Regions from separate parts of the Mus musculus genome. Here regions 2 and 3 are each linked to region 1. Evidence: chromatin loops called from intact Hi-C (ENCODE). Cell type or tissue: left cerebral cortex. All regions are shown on one strand.

What was found. Peaks named below come from ENCODE experiments on the same cell type or tissue, not always from the same donor. Only the 100,000 strongest peaks of a DNase experiment are listed, where the experiment ranks them.
Region 2: a loop joins it to region 1, with 2.3 times the contacts of the local background. A loop is called at or near these places in 18 of 42 quality-filtered maps.
Region 3: it touches region 1 in a loop (2.4-fold over the local background); 19 of 42 quality-filtered maps call a loop at or near these places.

Annotation. Positions count from the first base shown.
Region 1 is chr7:64,154,505-64,157,004 of GRCm38, forward strand. All of the region lies in intron 1 of Trpm1 (transient receptor potential cation channel, subfamily M, member 1), which reads left to right. Among named protein-coding and RNA genes, the nearest start is that of Trpm1, 1.9 kb to the left of the region's middle. In left cerebral cortex, a CTCF peak has its summit at 1,447 (motif pointing left); a DNase peak (open chromatin) is centred at 1,338; H3K4me3 peaks cover 444 bases; H3K27ac peaks cover 1,851 bases.
Region 2 is chr7:63,854,210-63,856,709 of GRCm38, forward strand. No RefSeq gene overlaps it. Among named protein-coding and RNA genes, the nearest start is that of Gm39023, 2.8 kb to the left of the region's middle. In left cerebral cortex, a CTCF peak has its summit at 1,281 (motif pointing right); a DNase peak (open chromatin) is centred at 1,279.
Region 3 is chr7:64,059,168-64,061,667 of GRCm38, forward strand. All of the region lies in intron 1 of Gm20670 (a long non-coding RNA gene), which reads left to right. Among named protein-coding and RNA genes, the nearest start is that of Gm20670, 3.2 kb to the left of the region's middle. In left cerebral cortex, a CTCF peak has its summit at 1,097 (motif pointing right); a DNase peak (open chromatin) is centred at 1,106.

The DNA.
Region 1 (2,500 bases):
TCTAGAAGACGTGAGGGTGGCCCTGAGTGAGCCCTGCGTTTGGTATAGGTTTCTGTGGCCTCTGAGCAGGCTGAGTGGACGTCCCATTCTGTTAAAGGCCACTTACTGTGTTAGGGTCACTTGTCTTCTGCACCTGGTCTGTCTAAGGCAACAAAAAACTAGCCTAGGAGTAGGTGGCCTTCAGTACCCTGGGCTGCAAGAATGGGTCCTTTGGACCCAGGTTACCATGGCCCATACAACTGGAGACCTGATTAAGAAAATCAGACACAAGTTAACTGTAAAGTTAGGATCTTGTGGGCTATGCCCTCGGATGGAGACACACTATGTGCTTGGTTACTCAGTGTGTTTGTTACATACAAAGTAAATGAGGAGGCAGGTCAGCTAGTGTGTGTTTATTATATACGGTATGAACAAGGAGACTAGCCAGCTAATGTGTGTTTATTATATATAGTATGGACAAGGAGGCTGGTCAGCTAATCTTGGTAGATGGTCTCTATAGAGAAACGGCCTCAGGGGATTTGACCATGAAGTAATCTGGGATGAAAAAGCTCTGTACAGTTTGCACTACTCACTACTGTTTTTTAGCTAAATGTCACCCATTCTTCAACATCCATCCTTGCACCAGGGAAAGGCCTTGCCATCCTATGAATCTGAGGCACTGGTGTTCTTGACATGGTCATGCTCATGACGTGAATGCTCATTCAACAAGTATACACTCTCTTCCCACAGTAGGTGGCCTGATAGGTCATCTTACTCAGCTGCCCTCAGGTAGAGCCCAAGGAGGAGGTAGAGGCTCCTTCCAAGACACTGCCCCTACAGAGGGTGAAGGAGGCAGGAAGGAGAGGGTGTGAACAGAAGGGTGCACCACTGCAGTAGCTCTTTCTGACATTCCAGCCAGTGCCCTGGTCAGTGTTGGGGACAGAAGCCAGGACAGCAGCGCGATCCAGGTGAGTGCCTCAGGGAAGGTATTCCCTCAGGCAGGACACTGGGTCATCTTAGGAGCTGACCAGGCGGTTGATCTCATAGCACAGAAACAGCTAGGCATTTATCCATCCAGTTGTTTCCTAGCGTCTGATGTCCTAGGAACCTGAAAACACACACAAAGTCAATAGGAAATGGTTTATTTTTAAAGGCTTTTTACAAGTTTCAAGAAGATCCATCCCCAGGGGCTCCTTGTGGGTGGTAGAAGGTACAGCTCTGTTCTCCCAGGTGTGTGAGAGTTAGCAGTCTTTCTGTAGAGCCCGCACGCCCACGGGTGTCCTGTAAATTAGTATTCACAAATCTACCGCCACACTTGGCAGGAACGCGACATTCACATGCCTCTAGCTGTGCCACTGCGCATGACCCTCCTTCCCAGAACACAGCCGCTCCCACTGCTAACTGATAAGCTCCGGAAAGGAAGCAGGCTGTGCTGTTCTGGAATTCCATGTCTCTGTTGCCCTCTGCCGGGTGCTTACCCTAGTGAAGTAGCAGAGTCTGGGTGTGGGGAACTCAGCAGATGGGAGGAACACACTGAGTGTGGTCAGCATTGAAAACTAGCACTTCTCTCTCCTTTCTGTTCCCCCTCCTCCTCTTCCCTCTCTGTCCCGCTGTCTCTCTCTCTCTTTCACTCTCTCTCTCTCTCTCTCTCTTTCACTCTCTCTCTCTTTCTCTCTCTCTCTCTTCCTTTTACTCCCTCCTCCCCCCATCCTCCAGGACTACACATTTGATTCTACTTCAAATTTAAGAGGGTGTCCCTCCCCTTCCAAGGTGAACTCATCCCATGGCAATTTATGACCCCCCCTCCCCCAAATCCTAATTCTCCAAGTCCTCACTGCCAGATCCGGTCCCTGGCACCTCTCCCCCAAATCCCGAGTCTCCAAGCCCTCCTTGCCAGAACCAGACCTAGTTAAAGGCTCAGTGTAGCCCCGGGCATGATCATGACACTCCTCAGGCCAAGAATGAGATCACCGAAGGGAGAAGGAAGGATGGTTCTTCCATCTGTTTCTGTTACACTGTGTAGGAGTGTTACTCTGTAGCCCAGGCTGGTCTTGAACTTACAGCAATCCCCCTGCCTCAGTCCCCCCTTCCCCCTCAGGCTTAGATTACAGGGGTGAGCCACTTAATCTGTAAGGGGATAGTGAGAAACAAGTTCCCAAAGTATGCATGTTCCTTTGTTTTTGTAAACACTTGAGATTCCTTTGTCCTTAGGAACTTGGTGCTCTTCCAAGGGTGATCCTGCCTGGCCCTCTGTTGTCAAAGACACTTTTGGCCTTTGGCCTGGCTGGTCAGCTTTTCCTGTTAGGCAGCTCCTCACTTGGCCTTAACACCACCCCCACCCCAAAAAATCCCAATATCCAGCCAAGGGAATTGAATCAGTGACTGAAGGGCAGCTACCTCTATGCAGGAGGCCCAGCCTTCCGCAGCTGTAGGAAAAGCTGCCAGGTGGCCATGTGGAACATGAAAACCCTGTCTACATTTTAATTTGCTAAACGATACAGATAAAATTTGGAATTGAAAA
Region 2 (2,500 bases), 300 kb before region 1:
AGCATCTTCTGGGTATATGCCCAGGAGTGGTATAGCTGGGTCTTGAGGTATTCCTAATTTTCTGAGAAAACACCAAATTGATGTCCAAAGTGGTTGTACAAGTTACTGGCTCAACTCCAGACCCATTCCATGGGCAAGCACCAATCCCTGACACTACTAATGATACTCTGTTATGCTCAAAGACAGGAATCTAGCATGGCTGTTCTCTGAGAGGTTCCACTCAGCAGCTGACTCAGACAGATGCTCCACACACAGCTAAACAGTGGCTGGAGCTTGAGAACTATTATGGGAGAGTAGGGGGAAGGATTGAGTGTCCCGAAGGGGACAGGAACTCTTCAGGAAGAGTGCAACAGAGTCCAACAGCTCTGGACCCTTGGAGCTCTCATAGATTGAACCACCAACCAAAGAGCATAGAGGAGCTGGACCTAGACCTCCCTGTACATATGTACCAGATGTGCAGCTTGCTTGGTCTTCATGAGGGACACGAACAACAGGAGCGGGGGGTGGGGGGGATATGCCAAAAACCGTTGCCTGTCTGTGGAATATGTTCTTCTACACAGGCTGCCTTGTCTGGCCTCAGTGGGAGAGGATGATGCTCAGTGGGAGAGGATGAACCTAGCACTGCAGAGACTTTGGGGTGGGGGGACTCCTATCAGAGAAGGGGAGGGATAGAGGAAAAGACTGTAGGAGGGAGGAACCAGGAGAGGTGGCAGTGAGTGGGATATAAAGTGAAAAAATAAAATAAAATAAAATAAAATAAAATAAAAAGAGGAACACACCTACCTCTAGGCAGACCACATTTCCCAGAGCCCGAAGAACCCTTGGAGTCTTCTAGAAATCCCCGTCCCCACATGGGTCTGAACATTCTGCTGAGAGGTGGACCAGGGCCCTGCCTCTGGAATTAGGCAGCTGCCATCCTCGGGTAGGCAATCCTGACACCAGCTGCCTGTGGGTGAAACTGCTTCTGCCTGGAGCTGCTGGGACATTCCCATTGACTGCAGCTCCTAGGTGTGAGGAGGCTCAACCTTACCATGTGGAAGGCTAGGGCTACCCAGAGCAAGGGCATCCATTAGCATGGTGAGCCCTCCATCTCTGAGCCTCTGTGCCTGGCTCCGCCTTCTTGCAGGTAGTTCCTGCAGAGCCGCCACGGGATCCCTGCTTCAAGGCAAGCAGGCCCAATTTTTAAATTTTTTTGTTGTGTGGAAAGATTTTTTGATCTGGATGCATCAACTGGCTAGAAGGTTTGTGCTCCTCACCAACATGACTGTGCCACCCAGCAGGGGGCAGCAGACAGACCCAGTGGACAATAGTGAAAAGAGCAAAACTCTGCAGGTCAGAAGAGGTGGGGTTTAATTGCCCTTGGGAGCTGGCACAGTATCTCCTTTGGACAAGTCACCTAATGGTGTCACTTAAATGATGGCCATGTCACACTGCCCTGTAGGTGCTAGGCAGGGAGTCTGGGTCGGCCATTCATCCCCCCCCTCTGCTATAGCAGAAGAAGATGCGATGCATCTTTAGCACCATTCACCATGGTTCTATCGGACTAGAAAGTTCACGGTGAGCATCCCGAATCAGAAGACCCCAAATCCACAATGGGCTAAAATCAAAGCTAGTCACGACGGTACACATTTGTATGATTCCTTACTGCAGAACTAGATGAGATAGGAAGATCGTGTCAGGCCATCTTGTCTAAAACAGAGGGGAATGCTGGGAGATGTCTCTGTGGGTAGAATGTTCCCATTCATACAAGAGGACCCCAGACCGCATCTGCAATCCTCAAGCCCCGCCCCCCAGAGAGATGACAGGCAGACTCTCAAGCAGTCCCTGGGCAGACTAGCCTGGTATGCTGTATGGAGAGCGAACAACAGAGATCCTGCTTCAAACAAGGTAGAAGGCAATGTCTCCTGTCTTACATACACACGTGAACACACATGTGCATGCACTTCTCAGCCATCCCCAGGTAAAATGCAGGCCTGAAAGTGAAGGTGGGCCTTTTTCCCATCCCCCACCCCCAGCCTGGATGCCTGCACTCCCTGGATTCCTGAAGTCCTTGGAAGTAGCAAAGCCCAAAGGCTGAGCCTCATGAAGGCTCAAGCAGAGAGGAGGAGGAGGGGTTGGAAGGAGAGAGTAGGACCCATGTCTGGCAGGCTCTAAAATTAAGGGTTCTGGGTTCCCTCTTGGTCCTGAACCTCTTGATGTCTGCTTCTGTGATTCCCCCAGCATCAAGGATGCTATCCTGGAGATCTGATTCACCCCCACCTTAGGCAGCTCACTGTAGATCCCCTGAATGAAGGACATAGTCTCAGTTCAAAGGAGACTACAGAGGCTTGACTGCATAGAGTCGAAGGGCCTGTGAGAGCATAAGGCAGGGAGATGTGAAGCCCAGTGTGACAGGCTCTCAGCCCCTCCTCGTGGTCCCTGTGGACACAAAGCCCCTGAGTTACAGAACCTGCCTCCCAGTGGCTAGTGCTCCTGTGCCCCTCCAAGGACAGCATTCTGG
Region 3 (2,500 bases), 95 kb before region 1:
AAGCTGCCGCCTGAGCCCATCTGCTCACAGGTCGGGCCATCTATAGGGATGCAGCAATCAAATTGTGGGTTGGGGAACAACTAAAGGAATGGAGTTTTTGAGGGAGGTGAGGAACAGGGACAGGGTGGGACCCCGGAGGCTGGCCTCTGAGACAGAAGCAGCTGAGGGCCCCACAGGAGGGACAGGCATCTTTCTGTGGCCTTCCGTGTTCTTGTCAGTTCAAGGTACAGGGCCATCAGGTGCCAGATACTCAAAGACAAAAATGAAGCCAGGAGCACCTGGCAAAGGAGGGGAAGCCCAGGACGGGAGCACTGTGGGGATCTCAGAGGGAAGTAGGGATCCCAGGCTCCTGGGGGCTGGCATCTGAGTCTCCACTCTGTCCCATTGGTGCTCTGTGGTTGCTTGGCAGGAGAGGAAGGGAAAGGGAAGGAAGGAGCGGGGAGGAAGGGAGAGGGGGAAGAGCTATACTGTCTAGCCCTTACTAAGGGGCAGGGTCCAGGCCAAGCTTGGATCAGAGTCCCTGTGACATCCAAGTTGCCTGCATTTCCCATGAGAAAACAGGTTTGGAGATACTCAGAGCCACGTGCAAAATCTCACAGCCTACACCAACACTCCATCCCAGGTCTGGTCCAGGTTCTAAGGTTCAGTCTCTCCCATCTATTCCCTGCTGCACACACATACAGACAAACAGACACATACAGACAAAAAGACACACACAGACACATAGACAGGCAGATACACATACACACACAGATAAACAGACACACAGACACATAGGCAGATACACATACACACACAGATAAACAGACAGACAGACAGACAGACAGACAGACAGACACACACACACACACACACACACACACACACACACACACACACACAGCTTTTCTTTGTATGTTTTTAGCCAGCACAAATGGTTCTCCAAACCCAGACTGTAAAGCCCATCACTCAGGGACTTACATGCTCTAAACTAGTAAAGATTGCATCTGTATTCAGTAGTTCCCTCTCTGAATTCTCAAGACATCCCAGAGATCAAAGTGTCAGAATTTCCTTGTTGAGGGAATACCTTCCTGTCATTGTACTAAGTAGCCACATGGTGGCGCCATGGAGGGCCTGTCCAACAGAATCCAGTGATTTGTGGATTGCTGGTTGTCAACATGGAAGAACATTTCTTTCCTTCCTTCCTTCCTTCCTCCTCCTCCTCTTCCTCCTCTCCTCCTCCTTCTCTCTCTCTCCCTTTCTTTCTTTCTTTCTTTCTTTCTTTCTTTCTTTCTTTCTTTCTTTCTTTCTTTCTGTCTGTCTGTCTGTCTTTCTTTCTCTTCCTTCCTTCCTTCCTTCCTTCCTTCCTTCCTTCCTTCCTTCCTTCCTTCCTTCCTTCCTTCTATTTTTGAAACTAGGATTGAGCCTAGCACACAGCATGCAAGCTTCTATCACTGATCCAGCTGCCCAGTGCCTTCCAAAGGCAGCAGCACCTAGGCCCTCTGGACTGCAAAGCTAAGTATGCAAAAGTCATACAGCCAATGAGGTGTGCCAAAATATAGCTTTTATGTGGCTAAAACATGGCAAAGTATCACAGATGGATGAGTTTAATTACTGTGTGTGCCTGGGTGTGCTGCTGATGCTGTTGTCTGCATAGTTAATAGGGTCGTAATTCATAGGGTTGCTACTGTGCCCATAAAGTTTACTTTTCCTGAATTTCTTTGGCAAGTCACTAATTCTAACATAGATCTTCACAGATTCATTCATCCTATAGCAGAGACAAGCTAGACAACCTTTCTTGAACCCAAATCATTTTTATATCTTAAATTTGGTTTGGAGCACGTCCTTTTGCTTAGGCAGTAGTCTCTGGAATTGCCTAAAGTTCTTGACACAATGTTAGTTTTGGAAATTAACCATGGATCAAATGTATCATAATTGAATGCTAGAGTCAGCCATCAAAATAAATAAGTGGGTTTTCGTCACTGCAGAAGATATGGTGAAGTATTTTAATGCTTTAATTTCATAACAAAAAAAAAACCCCTCATTAAACTCGTTGTGGTTCTCAGTCATTCTTATTGTTCCAAGGTCATTTTTGGATTTAACAGCTCAGCACACACTAAGTCATTGAGCAGTCGTCTTCCACTGAGCACAGACTTCCTGTTCTTCTACCTCAGCTGACTATGATTCAAAACTGTCAAATGGAAAACCCAGAAACAATGAAAAAATCTTAACCTCTGTTACAGTCAGTGGTTAAATTGTATTTTGTTGTTAGTTACTATTACTTTAACTGCGGTTAACTTATGAATCACATTACTCAAACACACACACACACACACACACACACACACACACACCCCATATATGGAAATAAAAGCCTGTGTGAGGTGTCAGTGGTCCCCATGGGTCCAGGCTTCATCTGGACGCCTTGGGGTCCGCCTAGTATGGATGAATGGGAAGATGACTATAAATATTCAGAGTGTTGGTTTGTCTCTTGTCAACTTGACACATCCGTGAGAGGGAA